2 separate regions of the Homo sapiens genome follow, and region 2 is linked to region 1. A link is an interaction called in ENCODE POLR2A ChIA-PET data of the cell type or tissue named here. Cell type or tissue: Panc1. All regions are shown on one strand.

Region 1 (5,000 bases):
GGAAATAAGGAAGGGGAGTTGCATGGCTGCTAAAGAGTAGAGGGTCCCTGGGGGGGTGATGAAAATGTTTTCTAAAATTGTGATGATGGATGCACAACACAGAATACACTAAAAACCAATGAATTTATTTTTTAAATGGGCAAATTATGTAGTATGTGAATTATATCTCAAAGCTGTTACAAAAAAACCCCACAAATTACTAAGTGTCTGGGATAAGTACATAAATGAAAGAATTAGAGACTATTTTAAATGATCATCAGAGTAATCACTAGACCAGGTATCGTTCATAGCACAGTTTTATCCTGCCATCAGAGTAATCACTAGACCGGGTATCCTTTATAGCACAGTTTTATCCTGCTGGTCAGTGAGATGAGAATCTAAAATGAGTAAGATGGCCGGACGTGGTGGCTCACGACTGTAATCCCGGCAATTTGGGAGGCCGAGGCAGGTGGATCACCTGAGGTCAGGAGTTTGGGACTAGCCTGGCCAACATGGCAAAACCCCGTCTCTACTAAAAATACAAAAAAATTAGCTGGCCTGGTGGCACATGCCTGTAATCCCAGCTACTCTGGATGCTGAGGCAGGAGAATCGCTTGAACTCGGGAAGTGGAGGCTGCAGTGAGCCAAGCTCACACCACTGCACTCCAGCCTGGGCGACAGAGTGAGACTCTGTCTCAGAAAATAAATAAATAAAGTAAGTAAGTAAGTAAATAAATAAATAAAATGAGTAAGGCTGAGTACGGTGGCTCACACCTGTAATCCCAACACTCTGGCAGGCTGAGGGGGGAGGACTGCTTGAGCCCAGGAGTTCAAGACCAGCCTGGGCAAAATAGCAAGACCCCATCTCTACCAAAAAAATTTTTTTTTAAATTAGCTGGGTTTGGTATGGTATGCACCTATAGTCCTAGCTCCCTGGGAGGCTGAGACAGGTAGATTACTGAAGCCCAGGAGGTCAAGGCTACAAGTGAGCCATGATCACACCACTGCACTCCAGCCTGGGTGACAGAATGAGACCGTCACAAATTTAAAAATAAAATTAAATTAAAATTAAAAAGATATGTCTATAACTTTCAAGGTCCTGCTTATAGTTAATTTAGAAATAATAAACTAACTTTGGGAGGCCAAGGTGGGTGGATCACTTGAGGTCAGGAGTTCAAGACCAGCCTGGCGAACATGGTGAAACCCCACCTCTACTAAAAATACAAAAATCAGCCGGGTGTGGTGGCGTGCATCTGTGATCCCAGCTACTTGGGAGGCTGAGGCATGAGTATCACTTGCAACCTGGGAGGCAGAGTTTGCAATGCGCTGAGATCGACCACTGCACTCCAGCCTGGGTGATACAGCGAGACTCTGTCTCAAAAAAAAGAAAAAAAGAAAAAAGAAAAGCTAACACATGAGACCAAAAAAAAAAAAAAGAGACTAATCTGATGTAGATAAAACATTACAAGTCCAGCTTTGCAAATGAAAACACACACCCTCACAAAAAGGTAGCTACTATTCTTTATATATTATTCACAATAGCCCCAAACTGGAAATGACCCAAGCGTTTATCAGCTGGTGAACAGATCAACAAATAGGGATCCATCCATACTACTTAACAGTAGAAGGGAATAAAGTACTGATACAAACTACAAATTGGAGAAATCTCAAAAACACTCCACCTGTACTAAGTGAAAGAAGCTAGATGCCAAAAACCATATATCGTCTGATTCCATTTATCTGAAATGTCTGGAAAAGCAAATCTAGACAGACAGAAAGTAGATTCGTGGCATCCTGGGGCCGGAAACAAGGAACGACTGACTGCAAGTGGGCACAAGAGATCTTTTTAGGGTGACAGAAATGTTCTGAAACTGGACTTTGTGTGCAACCAACTCCGCAAATTTACTAAAAGTCACTGGAAAGTACATTTAAAATAAATGAATTTTATATATGTAAATTCTGCTTCAGTAAAGCTGCTTTTTTTTTTTAATCACCTATAAGCCTGAGAAGAACAGTTGTATAACAAAGGGAAGGCTATTGCTTCCTTAAAAAGAGAATGCCCGCCTTTCAGCTAAAATGGCTCTTCCCTTTCCTTCTAGGAATCTTGTCTAAGTACTTCAAGTCTGTACTATTCACTTTAGCAGCTGATTACAGATTGTACAAATATGCATACTTACGCTGTTTTATATTTTGCATTAATAATCACTGTTTCACTGGCTAGACTGTATGCTTCTTGATGGAGGGTCCATGTGTTAAATTCTTCTACCTCCAACAACCTTAGCACAGTACTGAGCTCATGATACCTAAGAAATACTTGTTAAATTTGGACAATATACTACACTAACTTACCTTTCACCAGAACTGTCACCCTCCCACTCCAAGAAAAAAAAAAAAACAAAAAACAGGAAAAGGAAGAAGACAAATAGTAAATTACAAATTACAAGGTCCCTAATAAAAATAATCCCTAATTTAAAAAACATCCAAGTCGCTTCAGGCTTACCTTTAGCAGAGCACGGGCAATCGCAATCCGCTGTTTCTGCCCACCTGACAAAGACAACATTTAAAAAAAGAAGGCCTCAACAAAAAATCTTAGTAATAGGCTTTTATGATAAACCATATAGCAATTTGAAGGCAAGCTTCTTCTAGTTAGTCATAGCTGACACAGATAGACCAGAAACCTATTTTAAAATATAGGTTTAAAATATATCAATCCCAAAATTAATAATTATTATCATAGCCAAAATGTATTGATGACTTCCTATATACCAAGTATTTTCTTTTCTTTCTGTTTTTGAGACAGGGCCTCACTCTGTCACCCATGCTGGAGTGCAGTGGCATGATCACGGCTCATTGCAGCCTCAATCTCCTGGGCTCAAGTGATCCTCCCACCTCAGCCTCCCAAGTAGCTGAGACTACAGGTGTGCACCAACACACCTGGCTAATTTTTGGTAAAGATGGGGTTTTGCCATGTTGCCCAGGCTGGTCTCAAGCTCCTGGGCTCAAGCAATCCGCCCACCTCAGCCTCCCAAAGTGCTGGGATTATAGGCGGGAGCCACAGTGCCCGGCCAATACCAGGCATTTTCTATATGCACTGCATGTATTATCTCATTTAATGTTTTTATTTTAAATAATTTCAAACAAGGTCTTGCTCTGTCACCCAGCTGGAGTGCAATGGCATGAACACGGCTCATTGCAGCTTCAACCTCCTGGACTCAAGTGATCCTCCTGCCTCAGCCTCCTGAGTAGCTGGGACCACAGGCCCATACCACCAAACCTGGCTAATTTTTAAAATTTTTTGGAGACATGGTCTTGCTCTGTTGCCCAGGCTGGTGTCAAACTCCTGGACTCAAGAGATCCTCCTGCCTTGGTCTCCCAAAGTGCTGAGATTGGGAGCCACTGTGTGAGCCACTGTGCCTGACTAATCTTTTTAAAAATCCTATGAGACAGACCCTATAATTATTCCCATTTTACAGATGATAAACTGAGATACAAAGTAGCATGTCCAGGATCTCATAGTTGGTAAGTAGTGGAACTGAGATCTGAACCTACACAGTGCAAGGGGTATGCTCTTAAAAGCATGTAAAGATCTATGCTGTTCATCACTACACATATTTCCTCCCTAGCAGAATATCCAATGTAGCAAGGAAACCAGAAACTCAAGATATTTGCAGTTTCCAAAGAACACTTGAAATGTCTGGGAGCAAAGGACATCAGTGGTGCTGAGACTGATAATTCTAATATTCCCACATTATAGCAATTCTTTTTTTATTTTTTTTGAGACAAGAGTCTTGCTCTGTCTTCCAGGTGGAGTACAGTAGTGCAATCATGGCTCACTGCAACCTCTCGCTCCTGGGCTCAAGTGATTCTCCTGCCTCAGCCTCCCCAGTACCTGGGACTACAGGCAGTGCCACCATGCCCGGCTAACATAGCACTTATTCTTTATGATGTTCTTTTTTTCCCCTCCTCTAGAGGAAAAAATAGTAATATGTGTGTATGTATGACACTGAAAATTACAGTAAGTCACTCTAATCCTGTCTTTTTAAGCTCAAATTCTACTAAAAGTGAGGGAACAAACTGGAAGTAGGTGTGGGAGAAGGTGGGATGGAGTGGAGTCAGCAGGATCTGTGTTGATTCCCTCCCTATCTTTGTCTCACCCCATCCTCCCTCCTTTCCTCCAGGAACGCTACTCCTAAGTCATACTTGGAAAGTCTCAGAGTGCTCACTCCTCCCAACTTACATTGTTTATAAAACCCAATTCCATTTTTGGGGATAAAAAACATTCCTTTTTGATTTTATTGGCTGAACATACTTATCAACAGTAGTTGCTGGACATCATTTTATTTCATATAAGAGAGGTTCATCCTCTACATCTGAGGTGTGTGGTGCTGCTAAATGCTGCTCTAAACAGGAAACCAGTGCACACAAGGAGGGCAGTGAGGAAAACCCTCTCCTGAGCCTCTGATTGGTGAGGCTGTCTGAGTGCCCTGAGGTAGGTCCTTAGAGCAGCCTGCTGATGGCTTAGGTCCCCTCTGAGTCATGTGTGGTGCCAATCAGTACCCTGGGAATCTATTACTAGGTGCTCTGTCTTCCTCCCAGAAAGCAAGAGCAGACTGGAACCTCTGGTTACTTCGCTGAGAAACGGAACTGGAGGATCCTACCAGAGGGAAGGACATGCAGAATCTGTGTCAAGGGAGGTGACGTGCTCTTAGGACAAGCCTCACACTTCAATGTTCAATAATTTCACCACGAGCAGTTTACACTGGTTTTCTGCCCCGTTTCTCAGATATGTTTCAGAGATGGAGTAGCAGTTCACTTTCACACAGCAGTCAGGAATTCTACTCCTGGAACATCTCAGATCTATCAAAGACGCCTTTTCATCTACTGCTTATATATATATATATATTTTAAATCATATACAATAAGCTTAAAACCCTTTTGTTTTATATTTTCTGTGGTCTAACTTCAAATGAAAAGTTTAGCATAGGAAAAGACTGTTGTTTTAGTCTAATCTGCCAGCCTTC
Region 2 (5,000 bases), 570 kb after region 1:
ATTTTCATCCAAATGGAAACCCTATGCCCATTAAGCAGTTGTTCCCCATTTCCTCATCTCCCCAGTCCCTGGCAACCACTAGTGTACTTTCTGCGTCTGTGGATTTATCCATTCTAGATATTTCGTATAAATTGACTCAAGCACTGTGTGTCCTTTAGTGTCTGAGTTCTTCCACTTGCCATAGTTTTTGAGGTTCATTCAGGTAGTGGCATGTATCAACTTTCCCCCCCGACAGTTTTTATTATGGTAAAATACATATAACAAAACTGACCATTTTAACCATTTCTTTCTTTCTTTTTTTTTTTTTTTGAGATGGAGTCGCTCTGTGGCCCAGGATGGAGTGCAATGGTGTGATCTCGCCTCACAGCAACCTCCGCCTCCCGGGTTCAAGCGATTCTTCTGCCTTAGCCTCCTGAGTAGCTGGGACTACAGGTGCACACCACCATGCCCGGCTGTTTTTTGCGTGTGTGTGTGTGTGTTTTTAGTGGAGATGGGGTTTCGCCATGTTGGCCAGGCTGGTCTTGACCTCAAGTGATGTGCCCACCTCGGCCTCCCAAAGTGCTGGGATTACAGGTGTGAGCCGCAGTGCCCATAACCATTTCTAAGTGAACAGTTCAGTGACATTGTGTTCACATTGTTACCACCATCCGTCTTTAGAACTCTTTTCATCTAGCAAAACTGATACTCTGTACCCAAAAAACAGTAACTCTCCATTCTCCCTCCCTGCAGCCACTGGCGGCCAGGGTTCTACCTTCTGTCTCTGTGAATTTGACTCTTCTAGGTAGCTCATGTAAGTGGAGTCATTCAGTATTTATCCTTTTGAATTGGCTTATTTCACTTAGCATAATACCTACAAGGTTTATCCATGTAGCATGTGACAGGATTTCCTTTCTTTTTAAAGCTGGGTAATAGTTCATTCTATGGACATACAACGTTGTGTTTATACATTACGCTGCTAACACGTGCAACACATTTGCTATTCATCCTACTGTGAACACAGGTGTGCACATTTCCCTTCGAGACCCTGCTTTTCATTCTTTTGGGAGTACACCTGGTGGAACTGCTGGATCATATGGGAGTTCTGTTTTTTAATATACTGAGGAACCTCCATACTGCTTTCCACAGTGACTACACCAATTTTACATTCCCACCAACTGTACACAAGGGTTCCAGTTTCTCCACATCCTCACCAATACTTGTTATTTTCTGTTGTTTGATAGTAGCCATCCTAATGGATATGAAGTGGTATCTTGTGATTTTGATTATCATCTTTTTTTTGGATGAGGGAAAGTTTGACCCCATATGTGGGTGTCTGTCACCAAGATAGAATGAATGTAATTTCCAAGGAAAAATAATCCCAGGCAACCTCTTCTGGATTATGTCCCAACTGATTGGAAATGCTGGGAACTTTCTGTGGTTGAAGGACCTTGACATTTGTTGTCAAACTGCCTGTGAGTCACTTATCTTCTGGGGGAAAATAAACATAACCGTGTCTTCCAGTCTGAAGTGGGGTGGGTGGGTGATATGAAGCATTGCACACAGCAGAGCCTGCTGCCCCTCCACAGCCTCTGCAAATGCCGTGTGAAGGTGGTGGACCTGCTACCAGAACTGGTGTCCTGCTGTCTCTGTAGTTAACTCTTAGGAGAAATAACGGTTGTGTGTGTGGAGGTGAAGAATGGGAAGGGAAGGAGGGGTGGGGAGGGCTGGTGCTTCTGAGGTTCCCAAAGTTCCTGGACTCGAATTTTCTGTTGGCAAATAAGCTGGTCAGAACTTAGGAATGTGGTAAGTTGATCCAGGAAGAAGTTGAAGGTTTCTATCTGTGTTTTTCTGTGCGGTTGTGTATGTGTAACACGTTTGCAGAAATAGTTGAAGCTTATTATTTTCTTCAAAAGATCTTATTTTCTAGTGTGTAAATCACAGGTAATTAAATATGAGTTAAAGTAAGAGAGAGACCCTTGGGCTATCTCAGACTTAGCTTTGAGAGAGAGAATGATCATGGGTCTAAGGCATCACTCTTGGTTTTATAGGTTTGGAAACTCAATGTTATTAGTTCCATCTAGGAGTTATCAATGGGGGATTGGGGTTTACATGCATCAGAATTGTAAGATACTGCTAAGAATGACAGTTCATTAATTGATGAGAACTGTGCCTCGCTGAGAAAGCCAGCACTCCTGGGGTGTGTGTACTCCGCAGACCTTTTCTTTTGTTTGTTTCTTTCTTTCTTTTTTTTTTTGAGACGGAATCTCTGTTGCCCAGGCTGGAGTACAGTGGCACGATCTCAGCTCACTGCAGCCTCCGCCTCCTGGGTTCAATCTATTCTCCTGCCTCAGCCTCCCAAGTAGCTGGGATTACAGGTGTGTGTCACCACATACTAATTTTTTGTATTTTTTTTTTTTTTAGTAGAGACAGGGTTTCACCGTGTTGGCCAGGATGGTCTTGATCTCCTGACCTTGTGATACGGCCACCTTGGCCTCCCAAAGTGCTGGGATTACAGGTGTGAGCCATTGTGCCCGGTCCTCAGCAAACCTTTTCTATCGGCCTATTTCTATCTATTTTCTATCGGCCACCTTTTCTATTGGCCTATTTCCATCTGTCTGAGGAATCTTGATGCATCGGCCTTCTCGTTCTGGGGATCTTTCTGTGTATAGAATCAATACCCTCTCCTTAGGGTAGTGATGGAGATTGATTTTTCAAAAATCCCAACATGTAATTTATGAAATTATTGTTTCAGCTCCAGACTCTGTGCTCTGTTCTGCAGTGTTGGAGCTAGGACCGCACATCCCAGCTGCTTTGCCAGTGGCTTCCGGGCCACCTCCATCAGCAGGAGGCGGTAGAAGCACCAGCAAGATGGGGCTTTGGTCCTTCCTGTTGGCTTCCTGTTGCCCCAGCTGTAGCTGTTGAATTCAGTCTTCAGTTATCCCAGCACTGGCCAGCCAGCCTCATCGTCCACACTCCCTGCAGATCCCACCACTCCTCCAAGGAAGTCTCTACCTCAGGGCCCTTTGGCTACGCTTCTAAGGTTAAGTCTAACCGGTTCCCTCAGGCCTAGGGGTGGTGGCTGCTTCCTGTCGTTGCTACTTCCCTGATATCTAGAATTTTCCTTTTTCTACCCAGTTACCTGGTTACTGACTTTCTACCCAGTTAACAATTTATATTAAAGCCCTTCTGTTCAAAAAGCTTATGTAGTTTCTGCGTTCTAATTGGATCCTGACTAATACATCTGACTTTCAACATTCTTTAGTAATCAGTCAGCAAAATGATTTCATGAGATAGACGTATTATATTTAATTGGATTACAGTTCACCTTATATTCCTTTAGTTTTTTTTTTTTTTTTTTTTGCACTGATCTTTCTGATTTTCGTTAGGCTCGTCTATGTAATTTGAGACATAACTCCTCTCATTAGCTACTTTCTAAATCATCAGACTTGAGTTCTTTCCTGGAAAGATCACCACAGATGGCTAATGTCATTCATTTTGTTGGCTCTTTTGGCTTTATAGTAGAGGGTGACAATTCTTTTGTTTTTGGTTTTTTTTTTTGAGCTGGGGTCTTGCATGACCTCACTGCAACCTCTGCCTCCCGGGTTCAAATGATTCTTCTGCCTCAGCCTCCTAAGTAGCTGGGATTACAGGCACGCGCCACCAAGCCTGGCTAGTTTTTGTATTTTTAGTAGAGATGGGGTTTCACCATGTTGGCCAGGCTGATCTCGAACTCCTGACCTCAGGTGATCTGCCTGCCTCGGCCTCCCAAAGTGCTGGGATTACAGGTGTGAGCCACCGCACCTGGCCAAGGGTGACATTTCTAAACCTTATCTCTAAATTCTGTGTCCATTATTCAGTATTCCTTTAACTTGTAGAGCATGGCTATTACGTGTTTAAGCAACATATATCTCTAAAAAGATTCGAGGCCGCTTATAAGAGAAAGTATATTATGTGTAAGCACAGATTCATTAAAATAAGAGTTTAAAAATCTGGGGTCAAATTTAGGGGGTAGAGGGGATGAGGGATAAAAAGGTGAAGGAAAAAAGAAGTGGATGGAGAATTAAAGAATGAAGGAGAATTAACACTGAACACCCACCCCCATGGAGCCGGATCCTGGCTAGGTGTTTGCCATCTGTGTTTAGTTTAATGCTCAGCATAATCCTGCGTGGCAGGTATGTTACCCCCATCTATAGGTCAAGAACCTGAAACCCAAAGTGCTGGCCGATTGTGCTCTAGTCCCCCTATACATTTCAGCTTACGTCTACTGACACTAAGCCAAGGGGAGCTCCTTCAGTTGAACGTGCAATTGTATCTTGGTAGCCAAAGCAAGAAAGGAAGCATGTTGGGTTGCATAGTTCTCATTTGATAATACAATGAAACATTTTCTTGAGAGAGAGAAACATTTTCTTAGCCTTCAAGCTTGATAAGAATCTAGTGGATATTAACTTAAAGGGCACTGAACATGATAATAGTGTCCGTCAGGGGGAGAAATAACAGAAACCAAAAGCAGAGATGCACACGTGGCCGTTTATTTAAATCAAACCTGAAGCAGAAGGAGGAGCATTAGATCACAGTTGTGTAAAGGCAATTCTAGGAGAAAACGATGGACTGTAGCTAGCTTTCTGCAGTCCTGACCTGGCCAAGGGTAAAACTAGATCGGCTGCGGGCTGTGTTCCCTGGGCTTCCTGCTGCTTCACTCCTGGGAGGCAGCACAGAGTGGTTGTTACGGGGAAGGTTTTCATAAGTGCTGTGAATCCACCCTGGGCCGTTTACTGGCCTTGCACATGTGGGCAAGGTACGGTCAAGCTCAGCATGATGACATTTTAGCCAATGACAGATCGAATACCCAATGGTGGTCTCATAAGATTATATACTGTATTTTTACTGTACCTCTGTGTTTAGATACACAAATACTATTATGTTATAGTTGCATACAGTATTCAGTACAGTAACAAGCAGTCCAGGTTTGCAGCCTAGGTGTGTAGTAGGCTATACCACCTCGTTTTGTGTAAGTGCATGCT

The links. Peaks named below come from ENCODE experiments on the same cell type or tissue, not always from the same donor. Only the 100,000 strongest peaks of a DNase experiment are listed, where the experiment ranks them.
Region 2: POLR2A ChIA-PET joins it to region 1 with 8 read pairs; 2 of 35 experiments call an interaction of 5 or more read pairs at or near these places.

Annotation. Positions count from the first base shown.
Region 1 is chr1:229,519,113-229,524,112 of GRCh38, forward strand. It overlaps ABCB10 (ATP binding cassette subfamily B member 10), which reads right to left. Exons shown (of 13, transcript NM_012089.3): 11 at 2,480-2,523. Among named protein-coding and RNA genes, the nearest start is that of NUP133-DT, 13 kb to the left of the region's middle. In Panc1, no CTCF peak of the experiment used is centred here; no DNase peak of the experiment used is centred here.
Region 2 is chr1:230,088,858-230,093,857 of GRCh38, forward strand. The region is part of intron 1 of GALNT2 (polypeptide N-acetylgalactosaminyltransferase 2); the gene reads left to right. Among named protein-coding and RNA genes, the nearest start is that of GALNT2, 24 kb to the left of the region's middle. In Panc1, no CTCF peak of the experiment used is centred here; no DNase peak of the experiment used is centred here; H3K27ac peaks cover 896 bases.